Linked DNA regions of Homo sapiens: region 2 is linked to region 1. The links are chromatin loops, found by intact Hi-C in ENCODE. Cell type or tissue: endothelial cell of umbilical vein. All regions are shown on one strand.

What was found. Hi-C counts contacts between places; a loop is a spot of excess contacts. Peaks named below come from ENCODE experiments on the same cell type or tissue, not always from the same donor. Only the 100,000 strongest peaks of a DNase experiment are listed, where the experiment ranks them.
Region 2: it touches region 1 in a loop (6-fold over the local background); 2 of 110 quality-filtered maps call a loop at or near these places.

The regions. Positions count from the first base shown.
Region 1 is chr3:149,713,229-149,721,228 of GRCh38, reverse strand. It overlaps a transcript of WWTR1 not described here. Among named protein-coding and RNA genes, the nearest start is that of COMMD2, 35 kb to the left of the region's middle. RefSeq lists enhancers at 6,822-7,321, 7,322-7,823. In endothelial cell of umbilical vein, a CTCF peak has its summit at 3,583 (motif pointing right); DNase peaks (open chromatin) are centred at 2,918 and 3,598.
Region 2 is chr3:149,614,035-149,622,034 of GRCh38, reverse strand. All of the region lies in intron 2 of WWTR1 (WW domain containing transcription regulator 1), which reads left to right. Among named protein-coding and RNA genes, the nearest start is that of WWTR1-IT1, 34 kb to the left of the region's middle. In endothelial cell of umbilical vein, no CTCF peak of the experiment used is centred here; DNase peaks (open chromatin) are centred at 614, 3,024, 3,684, 6,114 and 3 weaker places; H3K27ac peaks cover 7,916 bases.

The sequences.
Region 1 (8,000 bases):
AAACATCATACTTAATGGTGAAAGACTGAAAGCTTTTTCTCTAAGATCAGAAACAAGAAAAAAATTTCCACTTTCACCGTATAGCATTGGAAATGCTAGACATAGCAATGAGACAAGAAAAAGAAATGAAAGGCATCTAAAATGGAAAAAAAGAAGTAAAATATCCCTGTTTGCAGATGACATGATCTCATATGTAGAAAACCCTGAAGATTCCACACACAAAAAAGTTACAATTAATAAATTCAGCAAAATAGCAGGATACAAAGTCAACACACAAAAATCAGTCGCATTTATATACACAAACAATAAACAATCTGAAAAAACTTAAGAAAACAATTCCATTTATAATAGCATCAAAAATAATAAAGTACCTAGGAATTAACTTTACCAAGGATGTAAAAAATCTATGTACTGTAAAGTACAAAATATATCTGAGAGAAATTAAAGAAGACATAAATAAATGGAGAGCTATTTCATGTTCACGGATTGGAAGACTTAATATTGTTAAGATTTCAACACTACCCAAAGTGATCTACAGATTTAGTGTGGTTCCTATCAAACAAGTAGGTTTTTTTTTTGCAAAAATAGGAAAACAAATCTTAATATTCATATGAAATTTCAAGGAACTCTAAATAGTCAAAATAATCCTAAAAGAGAAGAACAAAGCTGGAGGACTCACACTTACTGATTTAAAAATTTATAATAGGTAATAGTAATTAAGACAGTGTGGTAGTGGCATAAAGACCACACATAAAGACCAATGAATACAATAGAGAATCCAGAAATAAATCTTCAAATATATGGTCAAATGATTTTTGGTAAGGGAACCATGATTATTCAATAAGAAAAGGACAGTCTTTTCAACAAATGGTGCTGAGAAAACTAGATATTTACATGCAAAATAATGAACTTTTACCTTTACCTAATACCATACGCATAATTTAGCTCAAAGTAGATCCATGGCCTAAATGTAAGCCCTAAAACTATAAAACTCTTAGAAGAAAACATAAGGCAAAAACTTCACGACATGGGATTAGGCAGTGATTTTGTGTGATGACACCAAAGGCACAGGCAACAAAAGAAAAAAACAGACAAATTGGACTTCATGAAAATTTAAAAATTTTATATCAAAAGACACTATCAACAGAATAGAAAGACAGCCTACAGAATTTGAGAATATATTTACACGTCATATATCTGATAAGGGATTAGTATCCAGAATATATGGAGAACTCCTAAAACTCAACAACAAAAATACAAACAGCTCAATTCAAAAATGGGTGAAGGACTTGAATAGATATTTGATACTTCTCCAAGAAGATATACAAATGGCCAATCAGCACATGCAAAGATGCTCAGCCTTACTAATCATTATGGAAATGCAAGTCAAAACTATAGTGAGAGCCACCTGGACACCCTTAGGATGGCTACTATCAAAGCAATAGAAAATAAAATGTGTTTGCAGGGTATGTGGAGAAAATAGAATCTTTGTGCCTGTTTGGGGGATATAGAATGGTATAACCACTGTGGAAAGCAGTATGGTGGTTTCTCAAAAAATTAAAAATAGATTTACCATATGATCCAGCAGTGCCATACTCAGAAGAATTAAAAGCAAAGTATCAAAGATATTTGTATGCTCGTGTTCATACAGCATTACTTACAATAGCTAAAACATTGAAGCAACCCAAGAGGCCATTGACAGATGAATGAAAAAGCAAAATGTGATATATACTTACAATAGAATATTGTTCAGCCTTAAGGCTGGGCACAGTGGCCACGCCTGTAATCCCAGCACTTTGGGAAGCCGAGGCAGGTGGATCACCTGAGGTCAGGAGTTCAAGATCAGCCTGACCAACGTGGTGAAACCCTGTCTCTACTAAAAATAAAAAAATTAGCTGGGCTTGGTGGCTGACGCCTGTAGTCCCAGCTACTCAGGAGGCTGAGGCCCAAGAATCACTTGAACTCGGGAGGCAGAGGTTGCAGTGAGCCCCAAGATGATGCCACTGCACCCCAGCCTGGGCAACAGAGTGAGACTCGGTCTCAAAAAAGAAAAAAAAAAAAAGAAAAAGAATATTATTCAGCCTTAAAAAGGAAGAAAATTCAGGCCAGGCATGGTGCCTCACATCTGTAATCCCAGCCCTATGGGAGGCCAAGTCAGGCAGATCACTTGAGGTCAGGAGTTCAAGACCAGCCTGGCCAACATAGTGAAATCCCATCTCTACCAAAAATACAAAAATTAGCCAGGCGTGGTGACAAGCACCAGTAATCCCAGCTCCTCAGGAGGCTGAGGCAGGAGAACCGCTTGAACCTGGGAGGCAGACGTTGCACTGAACCGAGATCATACCACTGCACTCCAGCCTGGGCAACAGAATGAGACCCTGCCACAAGAAAAAAAAAATGAAGAAGAAGAAGAAAGAAAATTCTGAGGCATGCTACAACATGGATGAACCTTGAGGACATTAGGCTAAGTGAAATAAGCCAGTCACAAAACAACAAATACTATATGATCCCACTTTTATGAAGTACTTAAAGTAGTCAAAATCATAGAGACAGAAAGTAGAATGATGGTTGCCAGGGGTAGCAGGAAGGGAGCAATGAGTTGTTGTTTAACGGGCATAGAGTTTCAATTTTGCAAGATGAAAAGAGATCTGGAGATGGATGCTGGTGATGTTTGCACAACCATATGAATATACTGAATGCCACTCAGCTGTGCACTTAAAAATGATTAAGATAGTAAATTTTGTTACATATATTTTACCATAATAAACTTTGGGTAAAAAATTAAAATGAAAAGAACCAAAGTGAGATAGCAGAGGACCCTGTGAGCTGTTGAGCCTGTGTGAACAGAGACTAGTGGCCCTCATGGCATGTGGCTGAATGAGTGGTTGGTAACGATCTCCTGCTTTCTACTATCTGTTTCCTTTTCTTCCTCAGTTTTTTTCTTAATCTGCTTCCTTGAGAAAACAATCCTGCTTCTTTGAGATACAAAATTCCAAGTTTGATGTGGTGATTATGGGGAAAAAAAGAACGTAAGGTCACAATGAGAAGATGGGACACTATGGAAGGCCCTTTAATTTTCTAATAGTCACATAGACTTTAAAAAATAGTCTCTGGGGTCTGGTAACTTGGTAATGTCATTGAGTTATTATAAAAGAGTAAGCAATTTTATAATATATTTGTTTAGGGATATAATTTTGTATAATTTCCCTTGTTCACTTATTTTTCAGTATAAATCAGCCTTGATGATATGATCATTTCTATTTTTTTCTAAAATTAGAATAATAATAATACCTGTTTTATTAATGGTGATATAAAATCTAGGAGAAAAACATGAATGAATACTCACAAGTATTTACTACTTGTGAGTAGTAGAAAACATGTGAATACTAACAAGCTACCATAGTCTTGTTCCTGAATTTCCATAAGAGAGACCTTCCAAATGTATGAATTTTTATGTCTATATCTTAAGCCAAGAATATCCTTCTTCACTATACCCACCCTACACCTAATCAGGAAATTTTCAAAGTCTTTCAACATATTTCATATTCACAAATTGCTTATGTTGGATCATCACCCTTGTCCTTCACTTCTTGGGCACCAGAGGGCATACATCTTAAATCTCACTTTCTCAGAGACACAAATCCTTTTTCCCTCCACTGCAGGATTTTCTCCTCTGGATTTGCTCTGGCACCTCGAAGAAGCTTAGGGGAACAGTTCAGCTTTGCTCTTCCTGATAATTAGTGGCTTTCCTGATGGTGTGGTTCAACACACCCACCAGAGACGGAAGGTAATGATTACTCAGGAGACCTGCTTCCTTTATCAATCTGCACAATCAAAAGAATTGTCCTTGAAAATAGTCTTTGTAGACCATTAGTTCATAATCTTTTTTGTTTGTTTGTTTGTTTTGCTAACTTTTCATTGTTTTTAGGCTGAAGATAGCCTAAAATTGTATTCATTACTTTAGCCTTCGAAGCTTATAAAGTGAGATAATAGAAGTGAAACTGCTTTCGAACGGGAAAGAAGCACCATATAATTGCAAAGTAGAATTACCTTTAGGAGAAATGTTAACCAGACAAGGCCAGTCTGTCACCCACTGGGGAGTCGCACAATCTCAGCTCGCTGCAGCCTCAACCTCCCCAGCTCAAGCAATCCTCCCACGTCAGCCCCCAGATAGCTGGGACTACAGGCATGTGCCACCTAAGTTTTTTATTTTTTATAGAGACAGGGTTCACCCTATGTTGCCCAGTCTGGTCTCGAACTCTGGGCTCAAGTAACCCGCCCACCTCAGCTTCCCAAAGTGCAAGGATTAGAGGTATGAGCTGCTATGCTTGGCCCATAATTTTTGATTCTTGTGACTGTATGCCCACATTTTTTTTCTTATGATTTCTCTGTAGATCTGTCCTTATAAAAATTTTTATTTTCTAAACTTGTTAATTCTTCTGGACATATCCTAAACTACACATTTAGAGCCACCCAAGTAGCCATCCATCCACTTATGAAATAATATGAGTATTAAGAAATCTAGAAATTAAATTTAAAAAATAAAATATGACTTTTTGTTTGTTTACTATTAAAAAACAGGTCTCAACAATCAATAAGTAAATGATTCTAAGAGAAAATGTTAAAATATAATTTTTTTTTCCCTAATACCAGATAAGAATATTTTTATTTTCCTTTGGGCCATCCCTCAATCACAGTATATTCAGAGTAGTTTTCAAATTTTGTAGGATTGTTTTTATCTTTCTGTGGCTTTGACAAGTATCAAGTATGGGTAGATTTAGTTGAAAAGGTAAGTAGGCCACAGAGCATCAGAACAATTTCTTTATTTTATTTTATTATTTTTTTTTGAGATGGAGTCTCCCTTTGTCACCCAGGCTGTAGTGCAGTGGTGTGATCTCGGCTCACTGCACCCTCTGCCTTCCAGGTTCCAGCAATTCTCCTGCCCAGCCTTCTGAGTAGCTGGGATTACAGCTGTGTGCCACCATGCCTGGCTAATTTTTGAATTTTTAGTAGAGACAGGGTTTTACCATGTTGGCCAGGCTGGTCACAAACTCCTGCCCTCAAGTGATCCACCCATCTCGGCCTCCCAAAGTGCTGGGATTACAGGCATGAGCCACCACGCCAGGCGCAGAACAATTTCTGAATTCAAAACAAATAGCCCTGAATAGTAAATTCTCTCTTCACTGAATAGAGAATTCATGTTCAATGTTTTGTCAATGTTTTCATTGTAGGCAAACCTGAGACCAATTTTCTTAGGAAGACAATGCCATAAATGTTGATGAGGCTCCCTAGTTAACCCCCACCCCAAACCAAACCAAACAAGACTTTTTATCCAGTTAAATATGTTGTAGTCCCCTCTGAGATCCCCATCACTCTTTGCTATTCATATTTTTACTATTTTTGTGATTAGCATAAGTATTAGAAAGAGAAATTAATATCTGCAGAGCACTTTATCCACATGTACTAAGTTGTACTTATATCCCAACTCTATGTGAGGTATATGTATGAAGTACTGTTGTTCTGGGATCTTTGGGATTGGGATGTCGCTTTTCTGGCCGGAAATCTCTTTGGCTGGTGGTGCCTTTGCCCAAGTTTTCTCAGGCCCTCTGGGCTTGTTCCGCCCACTCGGCCTGGCAGGCTGTGCTCAGCTCATGCTACTGGCCCTTGATCACACCTCTAAGGGAGACTGAGTCAGGTGTGGAGCGGCAAGGGATGTGTAAGCAAGCGTGGGATCCGGCCACTGCGCACAAATACGCCGGCTGCTGCCAGGGGGCAGGCAGTTCCGAGTGCTGGCACGGGTGCCAGCGCTCTGTGAGGCTATGCTGGACCAGGCACACTGCAAGCAACTTCCCCAGCTGGCACCGGAAAATGCAGTGACGCCCAGAAGCTTGACACCCAGAAGCTTGGAGATGCCTGCAACTGCAGGCCCCCAAAGAGGGAGTCACAGCCCTGGCTTGGGGAGCTCCCAGGTCTGGGCTCCCTGAAGGGCCGCAGGTGTTCTCTCCTCTTCACCCACAACATGGTGGACAAGGGGCATGTTTCAGCCCTGTTTGTGTCACAGCTCTTTTAGCCTTGCCATTTGGTGGGTCCCGAGTTCTTGTTCTTCCACACAGACAAGTAGAGGGTGAGCAAGGCGAAGAGGAGCTTTATTGAGAAACAGAATAGCTCAGAGGAGACCTGCAGTGGGCAGCTTCTTTCCATAGCCAGGGTGTCCCGACGAGTTTTCAGCTGTCAGCAGAGAGGGTAGCTCCTCTCTGCAGCTAGTCCTCCCACCATCTCCTCGGCTCCTCTCTGCAGCTGGTCATCACCTTGTCTCCCTGTCCTCTCTCCATCCTCTCTTCCGAGTCTGACTGACTCTGGGGGTTTTTAATGGGCCTCAGAGGGTAGGAAGTGTGTGCTGATTGGTCCATGGGTGGCCGTGGATGGGCCCAGGGAAAAGCACCACACGTTCCCACTCTGGTCCGTGGGACTGGCAGCCCAGCCCCCAGGCTTCAGGCCCCCCTTGGCTTGAAGGTAGGAGTTTCCTGGGGACCCACCCCATTCTGCCCAGGAGCCTATCTGCTTCCTGCTGCTGTTCATGGTGCCCAGGCTGTTCTTGCCAAGGGGCACCTGCAGGCCAGCGCCAGGCTGTCCTCAGCACCCCCTGGTCTCCCTCCCATGTTCATTAGTTCCCAAAGTCCAGAGAGGGCAGAGATGACAGGGGCCGGGTGTCTCAGCGGTGCCCTGAGCCTGCGCACACCCAGCCAGGCTGCAACAGCGCCCGGGCTTGGCCCCATCCTTGCTCTGAGATCCGAGGGGGCGCTGGGAGCGGGGAGAGGCTAGACACTGGGAGCAGACCCCTCTGAGCCTACCGGGGCAAGGGTGGCCTTCCTGGGCCCCTGAGAGTTCAGAGATGCCTGGTTCTGCAGTCGCAGCTCGGCGTCTGCAGCTGGGTCCAGGAGGGCGGGGCTCCTGCCTGCTCCCAGCCCCTAAGCACAGGGAGGCAGGGGTCCATGTCCACAGCGGTGTCTTGGGTGGCTGCAGCCGCACCCGAAAGGTCCAGGCTGCTGCCTGCTCCCGGCTCCCGCTGGCTTCATGAAGGTGACACCGCCCCAGGCCCAGCTCCGCCTTGGGTTCCCTCTCTGCCCACCCCTTCACGTCCGACCGCACTGCTCTTCTGCCAGCAGGCAACTCGGCCTGGCCCCATCACGGCGGCTGCCAGAGCGGTGGGATCTGGGGGGCTCCCAGGGCAGGCTCCAGAGACTATCATCTCCTCCCCGCAGCCTCCCCGCAGTGGTGGCCAGCAAAAGCAGCGACGTGGGGCCAGGGTCCAGAGCAGCAGAGGCTCTGGGCCTGGGATCAAGTCCCACCCAACTGCACGAGGGTTGGGCAACAAAGTCGAAGTCCGCTGCCTCAGGGATGCGTGCCACAGGGGTCACACCGCTGCCACTGTCACTCCCACAGCCGCTCCCTCCATTACTGCCCATGCCCCTCTGCTGCTGCTATCACTGTGATCCTTATAACTGGCTCAGATAAGTTAAATAAACAGATTTAAAAATTCAAGACGTAGGACGGGCGCTGTGGCTCATGCCTGTAATTCCAGCACTTTGGGAGGTGGAGGCGGGTGGAGCACCTGAGGTCAGGAGTTCGAGACCAGCCTGGCCAACATGGCGAAACTCTGTCTCTACTAAAAATACAAAAATTAGTCGGGCGTGGTGGCGGGTACCTGTAATCCCAGCTACTTGGGAGGCTGAGGCAGGAGAATCGCTTGAACCCAGGAGGCAGAGGTTGCAGTGAGCTGAGATTGTGCCACTGCACTCCAGCCTGGGCAACAGAGCGAGACGCCGTCTCAAAAAAATAAAAACAAAAAAAATAAATAAATTAATAAAATAAAATAAAAATTCAAGATGTACATTATTATGGAAGAGAATTCATGGTTTTATTTTTTTCAGAATTGGCATAGACAATCCTGAATTTCTAACGGTTTATGTGTGAAAATGTTTTTTTAAAGTCAAATATTT
Region 2 (8,000 bases), 99 kb after region 1:
GGTGTGGGATATGGATTCATAATCTCTACCAAAATATTTTTTAGATAAAGGTGAGTGAGTGAGAGTTGAAATAAAGATAAGGAAAGTTCAATGATTGATTAAGGCATTTTGACTCTTTGGGTCCCAGAGCAGACATCCTTATGGTGGCAAAGAAAAACCACGTAACTAATTCGGAAATTGTGCCAACAACATGTTGAAACAGTAGTAGAGAAATTCAAAGTTTAATGTTAGGTCACTGGTCCATCGTCCATGTACAACTTTGAGAACACCTGTAATGCATTACATCAGACATTAAAACATATGTAGTTATTTAAAAACTGATCTGTAATATAACTGGGCATAGACCATATTAGTATGATTTCTGTCTTCTGAGTGAATGTTTTATTTGGACTTCTTCCTCTCTTTAGATTTTTGCTCTTCCTGTATTTTTTCTTTCTATCATCTTTAGCAAAAGATTGCTAGTGAAAGGAGTTGCACCTGGTTACCTTGATTAACACATCAAGAGCTCTGGAAAATCTGGTTGCTGGTCTCCAAATAGTCCTGACCATGGGAATATACAACAAGCTACTGTGGTGCAGCGGTCTCTTGCTCTCGGGGCCTTATTTATTACAGCACTTGCTGCTAGCATTAGTCACTTCTGTTTGGGCACTGTGGTTTTCTGCTTCCTTCCAATAACATTACTTGAGTTAAAAAAAAAATTACAGAAATGTAGTTTCACAAAGACTTCTGTGATTAGAATTACTGTCTGGAATTTTTAAAAGCAGACAGCAAAGAAGCAAATTTAAGAAACTTGAAAAGTTTAAAAACAAGGACTGTTTCTTTATAAGGGAGGCCTAAAAACTGTTGGGTTCATATTTTTTGCCCTTTTAAATGCCATATTTAGTATACTTCAAAACAGTTTAAGCAAAGCAAAAGCTGAGGTAGAAAAAGCATGTTATTCTGTGACATTTTCAGGACCCTAAAGTAAGAACGGCAGCACATTTGTTTTCAGGAACCTGTGGTTCATTCAGCAAAATTAATTCCAATACAGAATTGTTCCTATCAAGGGTGACATGGATTCTTTTATGATGCTCCAGATTTCTGGTAGTTTGTTTGCATTCTCTCCACTTGTGTCATTCTGAGAAAAGAGAATAGTCATAGGACACTACAGTTGAAAAGCTTGAGATTCTTGTGTAAAGGCTGATGTGTGTGGTCTCCTAGCTCTGCATCCTAGAGGTGTGGTTTATTCCCCCATGTGGGGCAGATGCAATTGTAACTTTTTGCAATGGAAATGCTGTTAGTTTCCAGACAGATGGGATGTGAGCTGGAACTTGAGGACCTAGATAGATAAATAGGACCTAGATAAAAATGATCTAGGCATTTGTGTTGGCTGCTATAAAAACATCCTCTGTCATGTGGAGTAGATAAGATACTCTATGTTGTTTTAAAGAAGTCTTTTACAAAGAAGATGAGTGTGTGTGTGTGGGGGGGAGCGGTGGAGGAGGGGTGCAGAAGAACATATGAGATCCAGCTCCCCAGAGGATCTTCCTTAAGGCACTTGGAACTAAGTTTGAAGGCACTGCCCACAAATTCTCTCCTTCATCAAGACTTGTCAATCCAGCTAAGCTCTGTGGTCACACCTACTGTCATCTTAGAAGATGAATTCTGTGGTTGCCTCAATTTAATGGCTGACCAAAGAGGTTCCAAAAAGATCCAGTTAGATCCTCAGGTCTCATATCATGGAGGTTGGGGTGTCCATGACCTCTGTTTATGCTCTGTGTGCCACGCTTCCCTTTATGGGTTCTTTATCTAAAAAATAAAGAAACTGAGTTGTCTGAAACCCTCTTTGGAGGAGGCAATCTGGTGTAGTGGTTAAGAATATGGATTCTGTAGTCAGAATGTTTGGGTTTTGCAACATCTCTAAACTGAGATGATACGAAAACACCTACCCAACAAAGCTGTTTCTAGGATTTAAGAAAGCGTTTTTCTATAAGAGTGCTATAAGATGGAGCCCAGGACCAAAATACATCAAAGCGTGTAGATGTTAAATGGAGCTAAGTCCCAAATTGGGTGACTAAAGGAAGGTGTAATGATGGAATCCTGGGTGCTTCTAATGGACCACCAATTTGGAAAACAAAATTTAGAAATCGATCTGTGAGATCCTGAGAGAACGAGACCATTGATATAATATGATCTCCAGTTTCAGCCTGTGCGAGGATTAACCAGCAACCCAAGAAGGCAATATTACTGGGGCCACCACATTTTTGGGCAAGAAAGGTAAACTGTGTCCCTTGGCAGTCAGTTCAAGCCTAAACCTAAAGTAGTAGGCTTGAACAAAATTACCTTTGTTGTGCTCTAATAAAAATAAACAGAGTGTGGAGATTGAAGAAATCATCAACCAGTGCTATATACCTGTTTGTTTGTTTGTTTTTGGTGACAGGATCTTACTCTGTCACCCAGGCTGGAATACAGTGGTGTGATCATAGCTTACTGTAACCTGGAACTCCTAGGCTCAAGTGATACTCCCGCCTCAGCCTCCTGAGTAGCTGGGACTGCAGGAGCATGCCACTATGCCTGGCTAATTTTTAAATTCTTTTGGTAGAGATAGGATTTCACTATGTTGCCCAGGCTGGTCTTGAACTCCTGGCCTCAAGCAATCCTCTCACCTTGGCGTCTCAAAGTGTTGTGATTACAGGTGTGAGTCACTAATCTGGCCTGGTTCCTTTTTTAATAATACTACTGACAAACACTGCCTCGTAGAAACTCCTGTCAGCGTGAAGAGTTGGAAGGGGAGGGGAACAGTGCTATTTTTCTTCTTCAAGAAGTTTCAGGGGGCTCCTCATAGGATTGCCTTCAGGAGTGTCCATACTCCCTGCCTCTCTGGCTGTTTCTTATCAGCTAAATGGTACAACCTCCAAGAGGTGTGACTGATGGTGAATTTCATCTCTTTCTGAAAGGTGCCATGAAAACATGCAAGGCTATTCCTCTCTGCCATTGTTTCTGTCTGTCTCTCAGCAGGATAAGGTCATGACAGAATGGCACGTTTATCTTGGATTTCCTTGTTTGGCAAGCAGCCTGGATATCTCTGGGTTGAACGTCTCTGGGTATCTCACAGACGTCAATGGGTTGAAGGAGATGTTGGCTCTTGCACTGATTCTTTCAGAAGCCCAGGAGGTGGTGGGGAGGGGGGAGGAGAAGAGGGGACAGGATTGTACTTGTCGTGTCACTGCCCTCTCAGTTGGAGCTTCCTTTACCTTTCCAGGCTCCTACAGCGTGGAGAGGCAGCCTAGTATAATGCAAGGCACAGAGACTTTATGTCTAAATAGAGCTGTGTTCAAGTCTCGACTCTGCCTATTTTAAGGTTTTTCTCCTATATACTCCTCAAAACCCCTGTACTTATTCTTCGATGATATTTTTTCACATCTGACATTACATCTTTCTCTCTCTCTTTTTCTGCATTTGTCTGTAAGCTTTAGATATGTGGGGACCACATCTTTTTCATAGCTATTAGATTGTTAAACAGTTTCTGGAGCTTGGCTTACTGAGCTTCAAACGCTGGCTGTGTGACATTGGGTAAGCTCTCTAGCCTCTTGCCTGCCTTGGGTGGTGTTGTCAGGATTAGAGATAAATACATGTTGTATCGCTGGCACCAAGACCAGCACAGATGGATGCTCGAGAGATGTTGTTCTCCTTACCTCAAGCTTGGTACCAGCGCCTCAGTGTCTGCTGACCCCACCAGCATGCCCGGATGTATCTGTTGGCTGCAAGACATTGTAGACCCAGGCTTGTAGCCAGCCTGGGCAGGCAGCTTGTTGGCTCAAGGAGTCCTTCGTACTGTTCTTCAGTCCTTCGAATGTCTTATTCTCAGACGCTCTTCTGAGAGGACATGCCTGCAAAGAGCACAGGCTTTATCTTTGGAATCTCTTGTTTCAGTCCATCCCTAAGAAATTGACAGTAGCCTTTAAAAAGTAACCCTTAAAAGTTATTTCAAAAGTAATTATAGTTCTTTGTTAATTAAGGGGGAAAAATCTCCCATAGTCTATCATTTGTATATCTACTGTTTGCTTTGGTATACATCCTTCCAGATTTTTCTATGTGCATGTACTATAATAACGTTGTTTTCTTTTAGCCAATGGTGGAATATTCTGCATTTTATTTTTGTATCCATAGGAGGGATTTTTCAGAGTCCATGAATAATATTGGACTCTGAATATTGGTATGATTTATGGAACTTTATTTTATTTTACTTTATTTTGAGACAGAGTTTTGCTCTGTTTCCCAGGCTGGGGTGCAGTGATGCAATCCCTGCTCACTGTTAACCTCCACCTCCCGGGTTCAAGTGATTCTCCTGCCTCAGCCTCCCAAGTAGCTGGGACTACAGGCATGTACCACCATGCCCAGCTAATTTTCATATTTTTAGTGAAGACAGGATTTCACCATGTTGGCCAGACTGGTCTCGAACTTGTGACCTCAGGTAATCCCCCTGCCTTGGCATCCCAAAGTGCTGGGATTATAGGCATGAGCCACTGCGCCTGGCCTGATTTATGGAATTTTAAAAGGTTCCAAATCCTTTGTTAGAATGAGGCCAGTTAGAAATAATGAAAAGTGGCTAATCCGTGGAAAGCCATAAGCCTCTAGTGGTTTTGAACTTGAAGAAGCACAGCAAAGCACACACACTGTGTGTGCATTGACTTATCCACATGCTACTACATAAGCCTGGAGAGAGATGGGGACAGAAGGAAAGAGAAGACGGATTGCACACTGCTCCAATCCAATTGCCCTGGAGTGAGAGTGAGATGAGATGAAAGTTCGTTTTTCCTTCTGCTCATCATGGTCCCCAGGAGACCCTCAAATTGTGACCACCTTGTCATGGCACAAGGTGGCTCCTAAATGGAAACCAGCTATCTTCTCAGCTATCTGTTCCAAAGCGGGAGGTAAAACTGGGTGTGCTGGTTTTAATTAAGAGATAGCATGTCTAAAAATGGCACATAAACTTAATATGCAGTTAGGAGATTTTCAGGGACATTTTTTTTCTACATTAGTTTCGCATTTTCTTGGTGACTTTAGAAACTAACCCCCTTATTAGACTCTCTGGCCTATGCACATAAAGCAACATTTACTCCCTCCCTCCCTCCTTCTTACTTTTTCTTCCACTTTAAGCTTCTAGTTTGTGCTGGGACTGCGGGATGTAGTAATGAATAAGTACATGGCCTTTGTCCTAAATAACTTAGGTTCAGTTTTAGAAAGAAATCTGAAAATGACTTCTCATAATACCTGGCAGAATGAAAGAAATTTATTAAAAGAGAGGACAGCAGGCCAGGTGCAATGGCTCATGCCTGTAATCCCAGCACTTTGGGAGGCTGAGGCGGGCAGATCACCTGAGGTTGGGAGTTGGAGACCAGCCTGACCAACATGGAGAAACCTTGTCTCTACTAAAAATACAAAATTAGCCAGGTGTGGTGGCACGTCCCTGTAATCCCAGCTACTCAGGAGGCTGAGGCAGGAGAATTGCTTGAACCTGGGAGGCAGAGGTTGCGGTGAGCCGAGATCATGCCATTGCACTCCAGCCTGGGCAACAAGAGTGAAACTCCACCTCGGAAAAAAAAAAAAAGAGAGAGAGAGAGAGGACAGCCATTTTATTAGGAAAGTACAGAGGAAGAAATACGTAGTTCTAGCCAGGGGATTTCATTACATGGGATTACAGAGAAGGGTGTTCCCTGAACTGAATTTTTAAAGATAGGGTCAAATTTTCATAGGCAGAAAGAAAGGGTGGGAAGCGGACATTCTCAATTAAGGGGAAAAATGAGATCTTATGGAAGCTTTAAAGCCTGAGACATTTGAGGGAACAGAATTTGAGAATTGAGTCTGCGATGAGACAGGAAAAGCCCACAGGCAGTAAAAAATGCCGGTGGCTGAGTGCAGTGTAGCTTCCACTGAACTCTGTGGATGTTTATGCTTATTTGAACCTTGTTGGAATATTCCTGGTTTGTTTTATGAAGGGATGTCTCTCACTGAGGATATTGACTCAGGGACGTTTCCTCTTTCAGTCAGGATGGCCTCCATCAGACCAATATTGTTCTCAGGCCATTTTTTTGTTTTGTTATCTTGGATAAACAGAGAGAGGCTGATTCATTTTTCTAGAAAAACAGGATGCACTAAAATACTGCAAGTGACAATGAAACAGACATGCTCACGTACAATAATATTTATAAAGGGACCAAACAATATATGTAGCAGACACCTCTGTGGTGTGGCCGCTACCCCTCCTCCATCTCACTTGCCTTGAGTCCTTGGCCAAGTGGGTTGTTTCTTTCGATCTGTTTCCTCAGATATCAAATGAGACCAATAATACCAACTGAACAGGCATGTCTCAAGGAATTGATGAGTATCAAGTGCTAGAAATAGTGCTGGGCACGTAGTAAGTAGCCATTCCAATAGAGCTTAATTATTTGTGCACTGGGTACGAAATACTGATTCGTAATTGGAGCAATATATATTCACAATGATTTTTTTAAAACTTTGTATTATGGAAATATTCAAATATCCATAAGAGAACAGTATGATAATTTCCCACGTACCTACCATCCCTCCACTTCAGCAATCGTCCACATTCTGCCATTCTTATTCATTGATCCCCTTCCTCTTTTAGAAATGTTTTAAATTTGTAATGGTTAACTGCTACCTAAATTATTTTAAAGCAAATTCTGGAGAGCATATAATTTTGTGTATAGAGAGTTTTTAAGAGTCTGATAAATCAGTGACCAAAGAAGAAATCCTTATAAAAAAATGGTTGAAACCAGTGTTTTGAATGCAATTTTCAGAGCTGAATTATAGGTATTTCTGCAACCAAATTAGGACATGTCTGCAAATCTTTAAGAGTGGCATTTTGAAAGTTCAGTATTGTTTATTTCATTTAAGGAGCATGCCACATGCTGGTCTGCACATAGATTAGCACTTAGGTGCATATGCAAAACACTTTTTTCTAATGGAAGATTTAAAACATACCTCAATACTAGTAGACTAGTATAATGTACCCCCCTGTAACCATCACCTAAGCTATCTTTTTTTTTTTGAGACAGAGTTTTGCTCTTGTCTCCCAGGCTGGAGTACAATGGCGCCATCTCAGCTCACTGTAAACTCCACCTCCCTGGTTCAAGTGATTCTCCTGCCTCAGCCTCCCGAGTAGCTGGGACTACAGGTGCATGCCACCATACCCGGCTAATTTTTGTATTATTAGTAGAGACAGGGTTTCACCATGTTGGCCAGGCTGGTCTCGAACTCCTGACCTCAAGTGATCCACTCACCTCGGCTTCCCAAAGTACTGGGATTACAGGCGTGAGCCACCATGCTCACCCTAAGCTATCGTTCTGATGTCTCCTTTTGAAAGATGTTCATATTGTTTGTAAGAGACTTCTTAGGTCAAAAGAGCCTTAATGATTTTGGAGGAAGATGTAGAATCAAACATTTATATTACACTACATGAAAAGAAATTCTTATTCATCAGTGCTATTGCCTTTGAAAAGTACAGTCAGTACTGCTTGATGTGGGTATGTTCTGAGAAGGGCATCATTAGATGTTTTCATCATTTTGTGAACATCATAGAAAGTATAGTCTACTACACATATAGGCTATATGCATAGCCTATTGCTCCTAAGCTACAAAAACTGTACAGTATGTTACTGTACTGAATACTGTAGGTATTCAATGGTACAGTGGTACAAATACAATGGTAAGTATTTGTGTATCTAAACATAGAGAAAGGTAATGTGTTGTGCCACGACATTTCCACAGCTACGATGTTGCCAGGCAGTAGGAGTTATTTAGCTCCATCATGATCTTATGGGCCCACTGTTGAATGTACCATCTGTTGTTGACCCAAAAGTCATGCTGCACATGACTGTGTGTCAGTAATAGCTCTCAGAGGAACTGATTTTCCCAGATGAAATATAAGTAAAATCTGATGTTTGAAAGCAGTTCAAGCAAGACCCCTCAAAAGACATTTAAGCAAGAACACATTTGGA